Regions from separate parts of the Mus musculus genome. Here region 2 is linked to region 1. A link is a loop called in an ENCODE intact Hi-C map of the cell type or tissue named here. Cell type or tissue: heart. All regions are shown on one strand.

Region 1 (8,000 bases):
CTTATTTATTTATTTGAGATGTGAGACTGCCTGACCTCAGACTCAGAGATTCTCCTGCCTCTGCCACCCGAGTGCAGGGATAAAGGGTCTGCATTGCCAGGCCTGGCTGGACGGATTTATTCTTATTCTGCATGTCAGCAAGTGTTCTCAGTGCTTATCTCGCTGCTGTGCCATTTCCCTCAAGAACATCTTCAGAGTGGATTTTCTTCAGGCTGCTTATATTTAGAATGAAGGTACTGCTACTGGTGTCAAAGCAAAGAGGAGAAACTATGGGCAGATAAACTCTTCACTTCCAGATATGTCCCTGGTTTTGTGGAGAGCAGAGGACTCAATGGTGGAGGGCAGGAGTTGGTGACCCACGACCAACTCCTGAGCCCAATCCATTCTGCTACCTGATTCTTAAGTTCTGTGGGCATCGCTGCAAACAGAAGTCACTGATAGGATTCCAATTTCAGCTTATGCCGGGGACTGCCTAACAAGTTTCTAGATGTCTAACAAGTTTCTGTTTCCCACGGTGAATTTGAATTGTCTGTTGACAACTGAATGAAACAGCTTTAGATGGTAGGATTAAAGACAGGGAAATCCCAGCAAACTAAATCCAGTACCGAGTGAAAGGCTGTAAGTGAGCCCCTGGTGAAGTAGTGCAAGGTGGGTGAGCACAAGACGACCTGCAGTGCTCTCTCGGGAGCTGAATTGTGTTCCCCTAGTTCAAGTCCATATCCTGGTAGTTCAAAATGTGACTGTACCTTGAGACAGTGTCTTTAAACGAGGTCATTGAATTAATAAAAGGGTAGACCCTAATCCAGTATGGCTCATGACTTTGTAAACAGGGTATTCAAACAGACATGGAAGGACACAGGGAGAGCAGCTCAGAGAAAGACCTCAGGAGAAACTTAACACTGCCCACTTCCTGATCTCTGTCTAGCCTCCAGAAGTGTAAGAAAAGAAGTACCCGCTGTCTAGACACCCAGTACGTGTCACTTGGTTACAGCGGCCCAGGGCAAGGACTCAGGAGTGAGGGAGCGCGTTTGCTCTTGACACAACTATTCCTGCTGGGGGTTCTAGCCAGGACAGACAGACAGAAAGTGAGTTAAAGTCAACCAGGCTAGAAAGGGAAGACGAAAGATGACCCTATGTGCAGAAGGCATGGTTGTGCTGGCCTGTTTTGTGTGTCAACTTGACACAAGCTAGGGTCATCAGAGAGGAAGGAGCCTCAGTTAAGGAAATGCCTCCATGAGATCCAGCTGTAAGGCATCTTAGTGATCAGTAGGAGAGGGCCCAGCTCATGGAGGGTGATTTCATCCCTGGGCTGGTTGGTGTCCTAGGTTCTATAAGAAAGCAGGCTGAGAAAGCCATGGGGGAGCAAGCCAGTAAGCAGCACCCCTCCATCTGTTCCTGCCTCCAGGTTCCTGTCCTGACTTCCTCCAATGATGGACTATGATCTCAAAAATGTAAGCTGAATTAACCCTTTCCTCCCCAACATGCTTCTTGGTCGATTTTGTCACAGCAATGGAAACCCTGACTAAGACAGTGCCTACCAAGAAAATCCCAAAGGAGCCAGGCAGTCATGGTACACGCCTTTTAACACCAGTACTCAGGGGGCAGCGGCACGCAGATCGCTTTGAAGCCAGCCTGGTCTACAGAGCAAGTTCCAGGATGGCCAGGGCTACCCAGTAAGACCCTGCTTTAGAAAAGCAAAACCAAGAATATTACAATTCAAGAATAGATGTCTCCATTGGAAATTGGGCATGATGATTCAGACAGCCCTACAGGACAGGAAAGAGGGGTTAGTCTAGCGTCTGGTGGGGACTGAAGAGACAGCTCAGTAGTTAAGAGTGCTTGTTGCTGTTGCAAAGGACCTGGGTTTAGTTCCCAGCACCCACATGATGGTTCGCAACTGTAACCCAGTTCCAGGGGACCCAGCACCCTCCATGGGCACCACACATGCACACACGAATGCAAAGCACTCAGAACTTTGTTTTAACGACTGAGAAGACTCCGTGCAGCAATGGTGTGAGTCCAGGGTCTGAGCGGTGGCTTTTAGAGAGTTTCTTCAACTCTGACAATACTGGATGAGAGGAGTGAGCCCAAGACTGTAACCAAAGGAGGCGTCATGGTTCCAGAAAAAGCTGAAAGAAAACTTTTGCAAACAACAGTAGTGACCGTGAGATCAGGCCTTAAGCAAAGAGGCTGGAGAGAGCCAACCTTAGTGAGAAAATCGGACTCAAAGTTCTTCTCACCAAAGCTGTAGACAACAGGATTGTTTTCTGACTTAGAGATGGTGACATTCTTGGAAAGTGTATGGAGTAGATCTCTGTTGAAATGCGGTCACGTGAGGCCGCCTGTCCAGACATTCCAAAGTATTTCATCATGGAAATAATATCAGTGCCTCCCTTTTATAATAAAAAGATGACACCTGACCTAATAACGTCCATTGTCTCAGAAGTTTGTGCCTGCTGTACTGTTACAAACATTTCTGAGAAGAACAAGGATAAACAAAACAAAAAAAAAAAACCCTCTGGTGAAGCAGCTCATCTTTGTGGCTACCCCTCCTTAAGACCAGCAAGCCTAAAATTAGCACTAATGGTTTTCTAAATTCCAACCCTGCCTCACTTGTGCTTAGACACCACTGTTGCCACAAGATGGTGAAGAGGCCCGTGCTAAGGCAGTCTTCCCATCTGGCTTTCTCCTGCTTTGGATCCTGGGATCCAGACTTCAGGATACGACCCAAATGGCTGTTTTGTTGAGGTTTAGCGTCTGTCACAAAGCTACTTTAAAGGTGATTGTTTTTCTATGGAGGGTTGTGTCCCTGCTGTAGGTATGTGCAGCACTTGTGTATAAATGCCTTTGGAGGACAGATGAGAGCGGGTCCCCTGGGCCTGGAGTTACAGATGGTTGTGAGCTACCATGTGGGAGCTAAAAATAGAACCTAGGTCCTCTGAGAACGTATCCAGTGCTCCAGCCCAAAGCTAAGCTAAATTTTAAATAGTATTTACTTAATGTAAGTGAGTACACTGTAGCTGTCTTCAGACACACCAGAAGAGGGCATCGGATCCCATTCCAAATGGTTGTGAGCCACCATGTGGTTACTGGGAATTGAACCTCTGGAAGAGCAATCTTAACCACAGAGCCATCTCTCCAGCCCCTAAATTTTCTATCTCTAAAAAGTAACCTAACATACCAAGACGTCTGACCAGCACCCCCTTTTTGTTTTGTTTTTCAAAACAGGCTTTCATTGTGTAGCCCTGACTGTCCAAGAACTCACTCTGTAGACCAGTCTGGCTTCAAAGCCAGAGATCTATCTGCCTCAGCTGGAATTAAAGGTGTGTGCCGCCACCACCCGGCTGCGCCCCACCTTCTGAGTGGAGGATGCAGGAACTTTTCTGAAGAGACCCAGAGAGTAAATATCTCAGTTTCTGTCAGTCCGTGACATCTGCTATTGTGTGGAAGTAGTCTCACCTAGAAAATGAGCATGACTGTCCAATAAAATGGCTTTGTTGACACTGAAATTGAATATTACATGGTTTTTCAAATCAAAATATTTCCTTTCTCTTGTTTTTATTCAAACATTGAAAAACTATATAATAAATGAAGCCATATAGTAAATAATATATATAAAACACATATTGTATGTATAACACATATATATAACATATATTGTATGTATAATTCACCATTCACTATCCACAGGCGGGATTAGGCAACCCAGCAGGCTTAGCCCTTAAAATTCATTTTTCTAGATTAAACCTGCACCAAGACGTGTTGACCACAAGAGGGCGATCTGTGATTTCCTATGGAATTTAGAGTTTGTCCCTGAGCCCTTTGAAGAGTCCGGAGCAGACCAGATTAGTCCAAGCTACCCTAAAAAGAAAAAAAATGATTGCTAGAGCCTGCGAAGTGGCTTAGTGGATGAGCCAAACTGATTCGCTCACTGAGTTCAATCCCTAGAGACCACATTGTAAGAGAGAACCAATTCCCACCTGTGGTCGTATGACGTACACAGACGGGGGGGTGTGGGGTGGAGCAAGCGAGCTTGCCAAGACATGGCAGAAGACCTCGTCCTCTTCCTTCCCACCTCATCCATGGGAGTACTCTGTTATTTGACCCCTTAGCATCATTTGGAGGTTTGGTTTGTCTGTTTGCTTTGGAGATGGGGTCTTGGCGTGGAGTCCAGTTTGTCCTTGAATTCAAGGTAACCATCCTTACCAAAGCCAATTGCAGGTGTGAGCCGCATACCTAGTTGGTCAGCTGGCTCTCTCCCTCCGTCCCTCCGTCCCTCCGTCCCTCCGTCCGTCCCTCCCTCTCTTCCTTCCTCCGTTCCTTTTTCCAGGTGACAACACCTTTCAGCAGCTATTCCTCTATTTAGTCTATCAGTATCAGTTTATTAGTTATTTAGAGGGGCTGTTTGTTTGAGACTGGGTCTCATGGAATCCAGACTGGCCTAGACTTGATGTGTAGCAGACGCTGTTCTTGAACTCCTTACCCTTTTGTCTGAGCCTCCCAAGAGCTGGGATTACAGGCTTGTACACCTATGGGGCATACTTTACAAAAACTCTCCGAGTGTCTACCCTGAACCAGCATTTTTTTTTTTTTTTTTTTTTTTTTTTTTTTTTTTTTTTTTTTTTTTTGTAGCCCTGGCTGTCCTGGAACTCACTCTGTAGACCAGGTTGGCCTCGAACTCAGAAATCCGCCTGCCTCTGCCTCCCAAGTGCTGGGATTAAAGGCGTGCGCCACCACTGCCTGGCCTGAACCATCTTTTAAGGAATTCTTGCCTATCCATGGTCTTAAGTAATATTTTATGCTAATCATTAAAAGCCTACCTGCCTATCCTAAGCTCTGGACTGTATTAAATTACTTCTAGATAATATATTTGGATATTTTGAGGTCACTTCAAGTAGAACAAGTAGAACATTCTTGAGATGTAAGTCGCCGCCTGTTTTAGTCATCCTCCATCATGGACCACGGGCCAGGCACACAGCACCACTTGCCTTTTTTTTTTTTTTTTGGTTTTTCAAGACAGGGTTTCTCTGTGTAGCCCTGGCTGTCCTGGAACTCACTCTGTAGACCAGGCTGGCCTCCCGAGTGACCAGTTGTCTTATTGTCTGTGGTAGACGGGATCTCTCCAGCAAAGGCTTCTCTGGGAGGAGTCACAAACCTCCCCACAGGAGGAGTCCCGCGGTCATGCCCACGTCACGTGACCGTTCTCCGGTTTGGATTCAGGGCGTTTGTGACCCCGGATCCCGATCATCCTCATCTTCAGTCATTACCGCTGCCTGTGTGGGGGCCGGCATGGCTGTGTGGGGGCTGGCATTGGCTCAAGGATTCAAAGTGTGGGCTCGAGAACAGGACTTCAAAGTCTGAGCCATGCCTCCTTTGCTGGCTTTATGACCCGAGGCAGGCTATTTAGCTTCTCTGGGCCTTACTTTGTTCATGCTTAACGGTGGGCATAATTATCATGGCCTCGTAACAGGTCAAATGAGATGACGCATGCCAAGGACTGGGCATTGAACGCAGAGCGCAAGACATCAGCAGCGCGCTTTTATTAGAGTATAATTTATATATTGTTTCGGGGATGATTTGTGTTCCCTCCAAAGTTTGTGTGTTGAAACCCTAGCCCCCAGTACCTCAGAATGTAATTATATATGAAGATTAAATCTTTAAATATGTAATTAAACTAAGTCATCACAGTGGGAGCTAATTCAATACGAGTGCTCTTAGTTAGTTTCTTAGTTAGTTAGTTAGTTAGTGAGTTAGTTTCTTTGTTTTTGAGACAGGGTCTCACTGTGTAGCCCTGGCTGGCCTGGAGCTAGGTGTGTAGACCAGCCTCAAACTCACAGAGACCAGCTTATCTCTGCCTTCCAAGATTGGGGTTAAAAGTGTGCGGCCACACAGAGCTGGCTAGTATCCTTTAAAAAGTTGGGCCTCACAGTCTACTTGTAATTCTAGCACTTGGAAGGCTGATGCAGGAGGATTCCTGAGAGTTCAGGATCAGCCCGGGCTATGCAGTAAGATCCTATCTTAAAAAGGAAAAGGTGTTAAGAGGGAGAGAAAAAAAAAATAGGAGGGGTGGAGAAAATGGGAAGGAGGGAGCAGATTTGGAAACAGACACACGCAGAGGAGAGGAAGATGGGCCACAGACATGGCTGTACAGTCCAAAGAGACCTGGGAAAGAGCCTTCCCTCACAGCCTTCAAGGGAGTGGGCCTCGCTGGCACTTTGATCTTAGACTCTCTGCCTCCGGGGTTTCATAAGAATAAATCACTGTTGTTTAGCCACCCAGTGTGTCTCATCAGCCCCTGCAAACCAGCACATGCCCCATAAATATCACCCACTCGAGGTACGACTCAGGAATTTAGTAGTAAATTTAGAATTATATACAACCATTACCACAGGCTAATTTTAGACACTTTTCATTGCCTCTAAAAGAAACCTTGTGCCTGTTTGCAGTCACTGCCCGTCCACCCTCAGCTCCAAGCAAGCATCGTACTCCCTCCTGTCTATACATTTGCCATTGCTGAACATTTCTTGTAACTATCTCCTGTGATTGGAAAACCTTATACCGCAAAATCAGCTCACGCTATGTCCTCCCAGCTCCTTAAAACGTAAAGATAATGAGCTGAGTCTTAAGCCTGGTGGCATCTGTGTAATTACACACTCCTATTACGGTTTATCTGCAATATGGGTAAAAGAAAACTTATCTGGGCCACAGAAGAGTTGCACTGGGAATGAATACTCGGTGCTGGAGAGATGGCTCAGCGGTTAAGAGCACCGACTGCTCTTCCAGTGGTCCTGAGTTCAATTCCCAGCAACCACATGGTGGCTCACAGCCATCTGTAATGGAATCTGATGCCCTCTTCTGGTGTGTCTGAAGACAGCTACAGTGTGCTCATATACATAAAATAAATGATGAAAGAGAGAGAGAGATTGAATATTCAAGTCTGAGGGTCTGCAAGATAGCTCAGTGAAAAAAGGCCATTGGTCACCGAGGCTTACAACCTAAAGGAGAAAATGGAGTTCTGTGACCTGAACTGACAAATGCACACAAACACACAAATACGTATAGTACATTCACAAATAAGTATAGTACATTTATAAAGATTAGACAGAACATAATAGTGAAATTGACCATTGTGGTCATTGCGTAAGAATAACCACTCTGACCTCAGCACTCACTGTGGAGGTAGAGAAAGGTAGAGATCTCTGTGAGTTCAAGGTCAGCCTAGTGTTCACAGTGGGTTCCAGTGAGATCATGCAAATAAATAGATAGATAGAAAGACAGAGAGATAAATAAGAAAATCAATAACCACTTTAGCTAGGCATGGTAGCACTACATGACCTTACTTGCAGAGCACAGAGGTGAGTGAAGTCAAAAGTTCAAGGTCACCTCCAGCCACATGTGGAGTTCAAGTCCTGCCCGGGGTACATGGGACGAGACCTGAAGTGACCAGCTGTTCCTTGAACTCTGTGTGTGTGTGTGTGTGCACCTGATGGCCAAAACCAGTGCTGAGTACAGAGTACCCTTGCTGGTTAGCTTCTACCAATTTCACAGAAACTAGAGTCACGCTGGAAGAACAAACCTCCAGCTGAAGAGATATGCTTCCACCAGACGGAGTGTGGACCTGTCTGTGGGGCATTTCCTTGACTTCTAATGGATGAAGGGCCCAGCCCACATGGGCAATGCTACTCTTGGGTAAGTGGGTCTGGGCTGTGTAAGAAAGGTAGCTGGGCACCAGCTCAGGAGCAGATCAATAAGCAGGGCTCCTCTGTGGTCTCGGCTTCCATTCCCATCTCAGGCTCCTACCTCTAGTTCATGCCTTTGCCCCTTGATGGTGGATCATGGCTGGGACGCCCAATAAGTCTTTTCCTCCACAAGTTGCTTTTGGTCCTGGTGTTTGTCACAGTGACAGGAAAAGAGACTAGGTTAGCTTCTTTTGTAGAAAAGGAACTAAGAAAAAACAAACAAACAAAACAAATAAACCAATGGGCTCTCAGGTAGCCCAG
Region 2 (8,000 bases), 150 kb after region 1:
AGCAAGTAGAATCTCTTCAGGCCTTGTTGTTTTTTAAGGTAGTCTTGTGTAGCTAGCGAGTGTGTGTGTGCGTGTGCATGCGTGTGCGTGCTCGCACGCAGCCAAGGATGCCCTTAGTCTTCTGTCCCTTCTGCTGCTCTCCCAGGCTGTGATTATGCAGTACTGGGGGATCCATCTCGGGCTTTGTGAATGCTAAGTAATTATCTTTTAACTGAGCCACATTGTTAGCCCCAGGAACATTTTCTTTTGCGTGTCCAAGGTTATTTTAATCATGTGCATGTTTGGTCTGTGTATGGGTATGTGCATGCCAGTGGCCAGAAGTAGCAGCTCCACTCTGGTGGTTACAGGCTGGTGCGAGCCCCCAGTGAGAGTGCTGGGAGCCAGACTCAGGTCTCTGCAGTAGTAAGCACTCTTAACATCTGAGCCATCTCTCCAGCTTTTTTTTTGTTGTCGTTTTGAGAAAAAAATATTTCCAAAGTTATGTGATTAATGTATGAGTACATTGTAGCTGTACATATGGTTGTGAGCCTTCATGTGGTTGTTGGGTATTGAATTTAGGACCACTGGTCACTCTGGTCAGCCCTGCTCGCTCAGGCCCAAAGATTTATTTATTATTATATCTAAGTACACTGTAGCTGTCTTCAGCTGCACCAGAAGAGGGCGATCTCATTATGGGTGGTTGTGAGCCACCATGTGGTTGCTGGGATTTGAACTTAGGACCTTCAGAGGAGCAGTCAGTTCCCTTAACTACTGAGCCATCTCTCCAGCCCATCTTAAAGGGTTTTAAAAAGAATCAAGTTGTGCTTTGTAAGCTTGTGTCTACAGTGATTTGGAATCCTGGCTTTTATGTGTGTCCTGTGCCATTTACTTACGGAGTTGTGAAAATATTTTGGTTCCGTTGATCTGCAAGGTCTCTCTAATGTTTCTAGTGGTCTGCCAAGTAGGGCAGCCTTGTAACAGAGGCTCATACTGCTGTGTGTGTGCGCTCTATGCCAGGAATTGTAGTGGAACCTCGATCCTGTAGCTGTTCTAATCATCTGCTAAGTGATGGCAAGCTGAATAGAGCAGAAAGCCCAAGGTAGGGTTACTGAGCCAAACGTTTGTCATGTGTCTTAAGCCAGTGCAGATGTCAGTACCAGGTCATGTGATGGCAGCAGATCAGCACGGCTAGAAATGGCATCTCTCCTTGAGTTGTGCATGATTTATATGTGAGCATCTGGTCGACCCCAGCCATAGCCTAAGGGCAAGAGCAGGATTGGGAGCAGGTTTATGTAGTTGTGTTGTTTTTGTGTTGTCCAAGGTGGTTCCATTTTCCTAGCTGTCTTGTTTATTTTAGTGAGGCTGGGTCTCTGTTATGTTGCCCTGGTGGTCCTGAAACTTGCTGTGTAGAACAGGTGACCCTGTCTCTGATTTCCAGTTCTCACTGCTAGTTTTGCTGGTTTTAAGCTAGTAAAAGTGAACTTAAATGTGTTTACATTGTGAGCTGTAGCCTCTGATCTGGTGTGTGTGTGTGTGTGTGTGTGTGGGTGTGTGTGGGTGTGTGTGTGTGAGTGTGTGTGTGTGGGTGGGTGTGTGTGGGTGGGTGTGTGTGGGTGTGTGGGTGTGGGTGTGTGTGTGGGTGTGTGTGTGTGGGTGTGTGTGTGGGTGTGGGTGTGTGTGTGTGTGTAACAAAAGTTTCAGGGTGATGTGGTTTGTGTCTGTACTGATGCTGTAGCGTTGCCTGTGTGTATTCTCTTTTTTAGTTGTTTCTTTGCTTTATTAAGTTTATGGGTCCTTTGCTATGTGTATGCCTGGTGCCCGTGGAGCACAGGATCCCCCAGAACTGGAGTTACTGAGGGTTGTCAGCCAGCACGTGCTGTGCAGGTTTACTAATGCATCCTTAAGTTTATTACCATCTTTATGTTTGTTGTAGGTTTTCTTTTGGATAAAAAAATTGGAGTAAATCAACCAAAGAGAATTGAAAATGCTAAAATTCTTATTGCAAATACTGGGATGGATACAGACAAAATAAAGGTGCGTGGCTACATTTCTTGACAGGCTGTTGCTGGTGCTGTTAACGTAGGAGTCAGTTACACCAAGCAGATGAGACACCTATATACACTTTGAAGCGTATGTTCGTAGAAACGCTGAAGTACGTACGGTGTATTTTAAGAGGAGTGAACCTTACACTGCCTTTATGTCTTCAATCTTAGATATTTGGCTCTCGGGTAAGAGTTGATTCCACAGCAAAGGTTGCAGAGATAGAACATGCAGAAAAGGAGAAGATGAAGGAGAAAGTTGAACGTATTCTTAAGCATGGAATAAATTGCTTTATTAACAGGTGTGTAACCTAAAGTTACTTTTTTCTCATAAAAATTGTATTTCCTATCAAGTTACTTATTGTTAGAAACTGCTGCACACGGTTTTACTTAAGATTGCAGAGTGTGGCAGTTCCTCCAGGCTGCTGCTCGGAGGACTGTTAGCTTCCGGGCAGGTCTCTGTGTTCTAAGGTTCCTCGGTCCTTTATTTTCACTGTCCTCAGCCTCACACGGAGTGCTTGCTGTGGATGGAGTAAGGCTAACATCATGCAAAGCCCCATGAGTGTTAACAGTGAGGTAACAGTGATCTAATGGAGGTGACGCCAGACAGGTAGAACATACTGGGGATTCAGTTATGGAGGTCAGGACAACGTGTGGGATTGCAGTCTCTATCGTTTGAGACTCAAGGATTGAGCATAGATAGTGAGGCTGGATTTTTTATTTCCGGTGAAGTAAAAGTGCTTGCAGGTTTGTGTTGTAATGTAATTCAGCTTGACAAGGAGCCATTTTGAGCATAACATGTATTTTATTTTCAGACAGTTAATTTATAATTACCCTGAACAACTCTTCGGCGCTGCTGGCGTCATGGCTATTGAGCATGCGGATTTCGCAGGTGTGGAGCGCCTCGCTCTTGTCACAGGTATGGAAAATGCATACCTTAGGAAGTGCAGTTTCCAGTACGTTACTGTGCAGTGCACTGAGAATAGGAAGAACCCCCTTAAAGAGTTGAGAGTATATACTTTGAGTTAGGCCTTTAATTTCCTTACATTGTTTGAAGACTTAGATTGATTGATTGATTGTGCATGTGGATATGTGCCCTGCTTCACCAGTGGAGATCGTAGCACTAATGTTTTCCTCTTCCTGTGTGGGTCCTGGGTCTCAGCTCAGGTTCGAACTACCTTGCTGGCTCCTCTATACCATTACAGGCAATTCTCTCTGTACTTGAGTTTCTCAGATTTTTGGGTGTGGAGTGTAGTGATTGACTGTGTATGATGAAATGACATAGGGTAGGACCCAAGTCTAAATATGAAATACATTTCTGTCAGATGTGTATACTCACGCAGAGAGATTGTCAGATGTGTATACTCACACAGAGAGGTCGTCAGATGTGTATACTCACACAGAAATGGTTTACGCAGCGCTTTTGGTTGATATGCAGTTTTACTGGCCTTTCACCTGGGCCATTTTCATTCTTACAGATGCACATTTGGGGTTTCCGTTTAGGAATGCTTAAAGTGTATGCCAGATTTTACGCGCACGCACACACATGTGTGCATGCACACACCACACGGTTTGCCATGACTCTAGAGTGATGTTTCAAGACAGTCCATTCTTTCTCACAGAATAAAGACTTTACTTTCTGGGCATGAGCAAATCTGAGCTTAAAAGAAGAGTCTCGAGTATTAAATCTTAAGTTAAACCTTAGTTTGTTTTGCTGAATGCTTAGCTCCTTATGCCCCGTGTGAGGTAAAGTCAGTGACCTTTAATGACGACATCGTGCCCTTCAGAGCGGGTCAAGTATGTACCTTGTGCTTGATTTGACATATCTTTTCTAAGTTTCTAATTTACAAAATTACGGTAAAACTATTTAAATGAGTGAATCAATTCTGTAACAGCCTCAAACCCACAGATGTGTTTCCGGTGATGTTCGCAGGTGGTGAGATTGCCTCTACCTTTGATCACCCAGAACTTGTGAAGCTTGGAAGTTGCAAACTTATTGAAGAAGTTATGATCGGGGAAGATAAACTCATTCACTTTTCTGGGGTTGCCCTTGGTGAGTGACTGTAAATCTTGGCTTAAGGACCTAAGTCCTTGCCGACCTCTGGAAGTGGGAAAAAAGTTGTAGGACTGGAGAGATGGCTCAGCGGTTAAGGACCTCTGGTTCTGAGTTCAAATCCCAGTGACCACAAGGTGGCTCACAACCATCTGTATGAGCTCTGATGCCCTCTTCTGGTATGAAGTCAGCGGCAGTGTACTCATACTACATAAAGTGAAACTTTTTTTTTTAAGGTTTCTATAGCACTGAAATAGATATCCTATAGATAGATACCCTATAGATAGATACCCTATAGATAGATATCCTATAGGTTGTCGAGATGGCTCTGAGTGGAAGTGCTTGAAACTTGAAGACCTTAGTTCCCTTTCTGGGACCCTCATGGTAGGAGGAGAGAGCCAACTCTCACCTTGGACTTCCATGCATATATGCACCCACGCACATACATGCATGACTAAGGATTATTAAGTGGACTGGATATATGTGTCTTATGAGGGCAAATATAAATTTTTTTTAATTAGGTATTTTCTTCATTTACAAATATAAATTTTGAGAGAGCCTATTTTATGTTCTGTTTCAGTGTCTTAAAGTCAGGTTGATACTTGCTGCCTTTTGAAATGTGTACATTTAGCATAGAATTTTTTTCTTCATCACTCAGAACATTTATGAACATGGATTTTTGCAGAGAAGCATTGCTACCAAAGCCCAAGACTAGTCGAGTCGTTACTTACTAAGTCGTTACTTGGAGTGCAGATGATGCTGTGGTGAGTGGCTAGACGGTCACTGATTGACGTTTCTCCTTAGGTGAGGCATGCACCATTGTGCTTCGTGGTGCCACTCAGCAAATTCTGGATGAAGCTGAACGATCTCTGCATGATGCTCTTTGTGTTCTTGCTCAGACTGTAAAAGATCCTAGAACAGTTTACGGGGGAGGTAAGCATTTCAAGAATGTTACATACTTTGTTTCTTGACAGTAGGTCCGACTTAGATGTGAACATCTTGGCTTTTATAGAAACAGAGACGGCAGAGTGCATAACAAGTTCTGGGTTACATTTGTAGGCTGCTCTGAGATGCTGATGGCCCATGCTGTGACACAGCTTGCCAACAGAACCCCAGGAAAAGAAGCTGTAGCAATGGAGTCGTTTGCAAAAGCCCTGAGAATGGTAAGCTATGAAGAGAGAGGTGAACATACATTTCATGGGCTTGATTTTAAACTGAATATATTTTTGTGTCCTAGAGAAAAATTTTTCTCTTTGCCTTTACAAAACTACAGTAGTCCACAATGTTTTATATTTTGATTCTACATTTTATACGTAATCATGAATCATTATTAAGAAACAAACAGCCAAGCAGGGTGTGGTGGCACACGCCTTTAATCCCAGCACTCGGGAGGCAGAGGCAGGTGGATTTCTGAGTTCGAGACCAGCCTGGTGGTCTACAGAGTGAGTTCCAGGACAGCCAGGGCTACACAGAGAAACCCTGTTTCGGAAAAAACAAACAAACAAACAAACCAGACAGCCAGGCATGGTCTTTACCTATAATCCCAGCACTTGAGGTTGAAGCCAGATGTGAGACCAGCCCTGTCTGTAAGAGCTTGTCTTTAAGAAGAGCAACAGGAAGCAGGCTTTCCCTGTAATTCAGCTGTCTCTCTAGGTTAGAGGCAGTGTGGTCCTTGGTGGTTATTCATCACTTTGTTTTTTTTTTTTTTAAGTATAGAATAGAGTTTATTCTGGGCATAGGGAGGGGAGTTAAGAGGGAGAGAAAAGTGGGGAGATGGAGAGAGTAGAGAAGTAGAGTCCAGCTATGACCACATGGAGGGAAGGGGAAGGGAATCGGTGGAGAGGGGGGAGCAAGGGGCAAGCGGCAAGAGTGAGAGTTGTTTGTCCCTTTCATGTTGCAGTTGCCGACCATCATAGCCGACAATGCGGGCTATGACAGTGCAGATCTGGTGGCACAGCTCCGAGCTGCTCACAGTGAAGGCCATATAACTGCTGGACTGGGTAAGAGACAAATGGACTTCTGCAGCCACTTTGGAAAGTAGTTTTCTTCAATTAGAAATAAGTCACACATACATCCACTTTGTATGTCTGTATGGACACGCACATAATGCACTGGGGTCCCACCCCCTTCCCTTTTTCTTTTCACACCTTTTCTCCTTCACTGAACCCTTTGTTCCCAGGTCCCTGTCCTGCTCACGCGGGCTATAGGCACCTTATCCAGGCTGTACCCTGAGGAATAAGATTCATCCTTCCCCAGTAGCCCTAGCAGCTTTTCCGTGAGGATGGGATCTTAGGAGCCCCTTTCTCCCCAGGATGGAATGTTAATGTGCCTAGCTGTGTGCAGGTGGCCACTGCTGCTGACGTCACGGGTGCACTGGGCATCTCAGGTCCAGAAGGCAGCATGCCAGAGCACTCCTTCACCCCTTAGGTTCCTTCTACCCTGTTCTGTGGTGCTCTCAGAGACCTGGTTAGGGCCGCGCACTCGGGCATTCGCTTCCTGGACTTGGGCCCGTTACCAGACTCCCCATGGACTCTGCCCACTGCAGGCAGCCCTGCCCCATGCGTCTACACAAAACCCCTTAAAAGCACTTGTGTGGGCTCATTGTCATTTTGTTTAGTTTCAAGACTGGCTGTCCTGGAACTCATTCTGTAAACTAGGCTGGCCTTGAACTCGGAGATTAGCCTGCCTCTGCCGCCCCAGTGCTGGGATTAAAGGTGTGTGACTCCACTGCCAGGCCTAACAATTTTTCTTGCCAGTTTTTTCTTAAAATAGTGCTTTTGTAGATGGATCTAGCTAAATCAGGCAGTGAGATGCAGTAACAGCTTTAGTTTTATTATGAGTTATTAGGAATGTTTTAATGCCTTTAATAACTACCTTTTCAGATATGAAGGAAGGTACCATCGGCGATATGGCAGTACTGGGTATAACAGAGAGTTTTCAAGTGAAGCGACAGGTTCTTCTGAGTGCGGCTGAAGCAGCAGAGGTGATCCTGCGAGTGGACAACATTATCAAAGCAGCACCAAGGTACCAGAGTGCTCGTGCTCCTAGGGAAACACAGGCCGGAGTCCAGGGAGCTTGATAATTGTGTATAATGGGACAGTTCCGTCTTAGTAGACGGTTACACAAACTATCTAAAGTAAGTAGTCGTAGTTCTTAGAAAGGCATAGGAGGAAACTGGTTTGGGTAGCCAGGGGCACACTCATACTGGAAGGGTTAAAGAGCCAGGCTTCTGAAGGTCAGGTATCAGGGAGCGTGTGGGTATCTGGTGGTTTTACCAGGATGAGTCAGGCCGCTTGCTTTCCTGGATATCCTTATAGGTGCGTGTGTGCCTGACCTGGTGGGTCTGTTGTTGGAGATGGTCTTGCTGTGTAACTGGGGCTGCCTTCCAGTTCAGAACCCTCTTCCCTGAGCTTGCAGTGCTGAGGCGGCAGGCGCCCCGCACGTGGCTCACAAACATGCTCAAGGCTCCTTTCCACGTTCACGCTGTAGAAGGTGACTTTAAATTCTCTTGAAGATGCGTTTACACAGACTCGGTTAAATGAAGCGCATCAGCCGGTTTCACATGGCTGTGACAGAAGAAGGCTGTGTTTGGGTTCACAGGTTTAGTTGTGTCAGTTCATACTGCCTTGGGGTGGCACAGTTGCCAGTGAGGGAACGTGAGCCCAGGGTGCCAAGGGAAAGAACTGGGAAGATAATGGGTTACTTAGAAGCCAAGCCTCCCCAGCATTGGTTTGGCTTGCAGTGGTTGTGGAGTGTGGGGGATAAATTTGATCCTGTAGTAGGTTCAGAAGAGAGAGAAACCTCAAAGTACAGTTTCTCTCAGAAAGGGAAACGTGAGGTACAGATTGCATGTTCTGTGAGTGAGCAGAGACGGCGGCCATTAGAGGAAGCCTGAATATCCAAGTGGAAGATTGTCAGAGGCAGGTTTA

What was found. A loop is a pair of places that touch in the nucleus more often than their neighbours do. Peaks named below come from ENCODE experiments on the same cell type or tissue, not always from the same donor. Only the 100,000 strongest peaks of a DNase experiment are listed, where the experiment ranks them.
Region 2: a loop joins it to region 1, with 4 times the contacts of the local background. A loop is called at or near these places in 26 of 42 quality-filtered maps.

What each region holds. Positions count from the first base shown.
Region 1 is chr10:117,205,571-117,213,570 of GRCm38, reverse strand. No RefSeq gene overlaps it. Among named protein-coding and RNA genes, the nearest start is that of Gm31963, 15 kb to the left of the region's middle. In heart, a CTCF peak has its summit at 3,769 (motif pointing right); no DNase peak of the experiment used is centred here; H3K4me3 peaks cover 524 bases; H3K27ac peaks cover 877 bases.
Region 2 is chr10:117,052,111-117,060,110 of GRCm38, reverse strand. Cct2 (chaperonin containing Tcp1, subunit 2 (beta)) reads left to right here. Exons shown (of 16, transcript NM_007636.3): 8 at 1,913-2,013; 9 at 2,193-2,320; 10 at 2,834-2,937; 11 at 3,952-4,071; 12 at 4,876-5,004; 13 at 5,131-5,234; 14 at 5,972-6,071; 15 at 6,954-7,095. Among named protein-coding and RNA genes, the nearest start is that of Cct2, 7.7 kb to the left of the region's middle. In heart, CTCF peaks have their summits at 645 (motif pointing right) and 4,251 (motif pointing left); no DNase peak of the experiment used is centred here.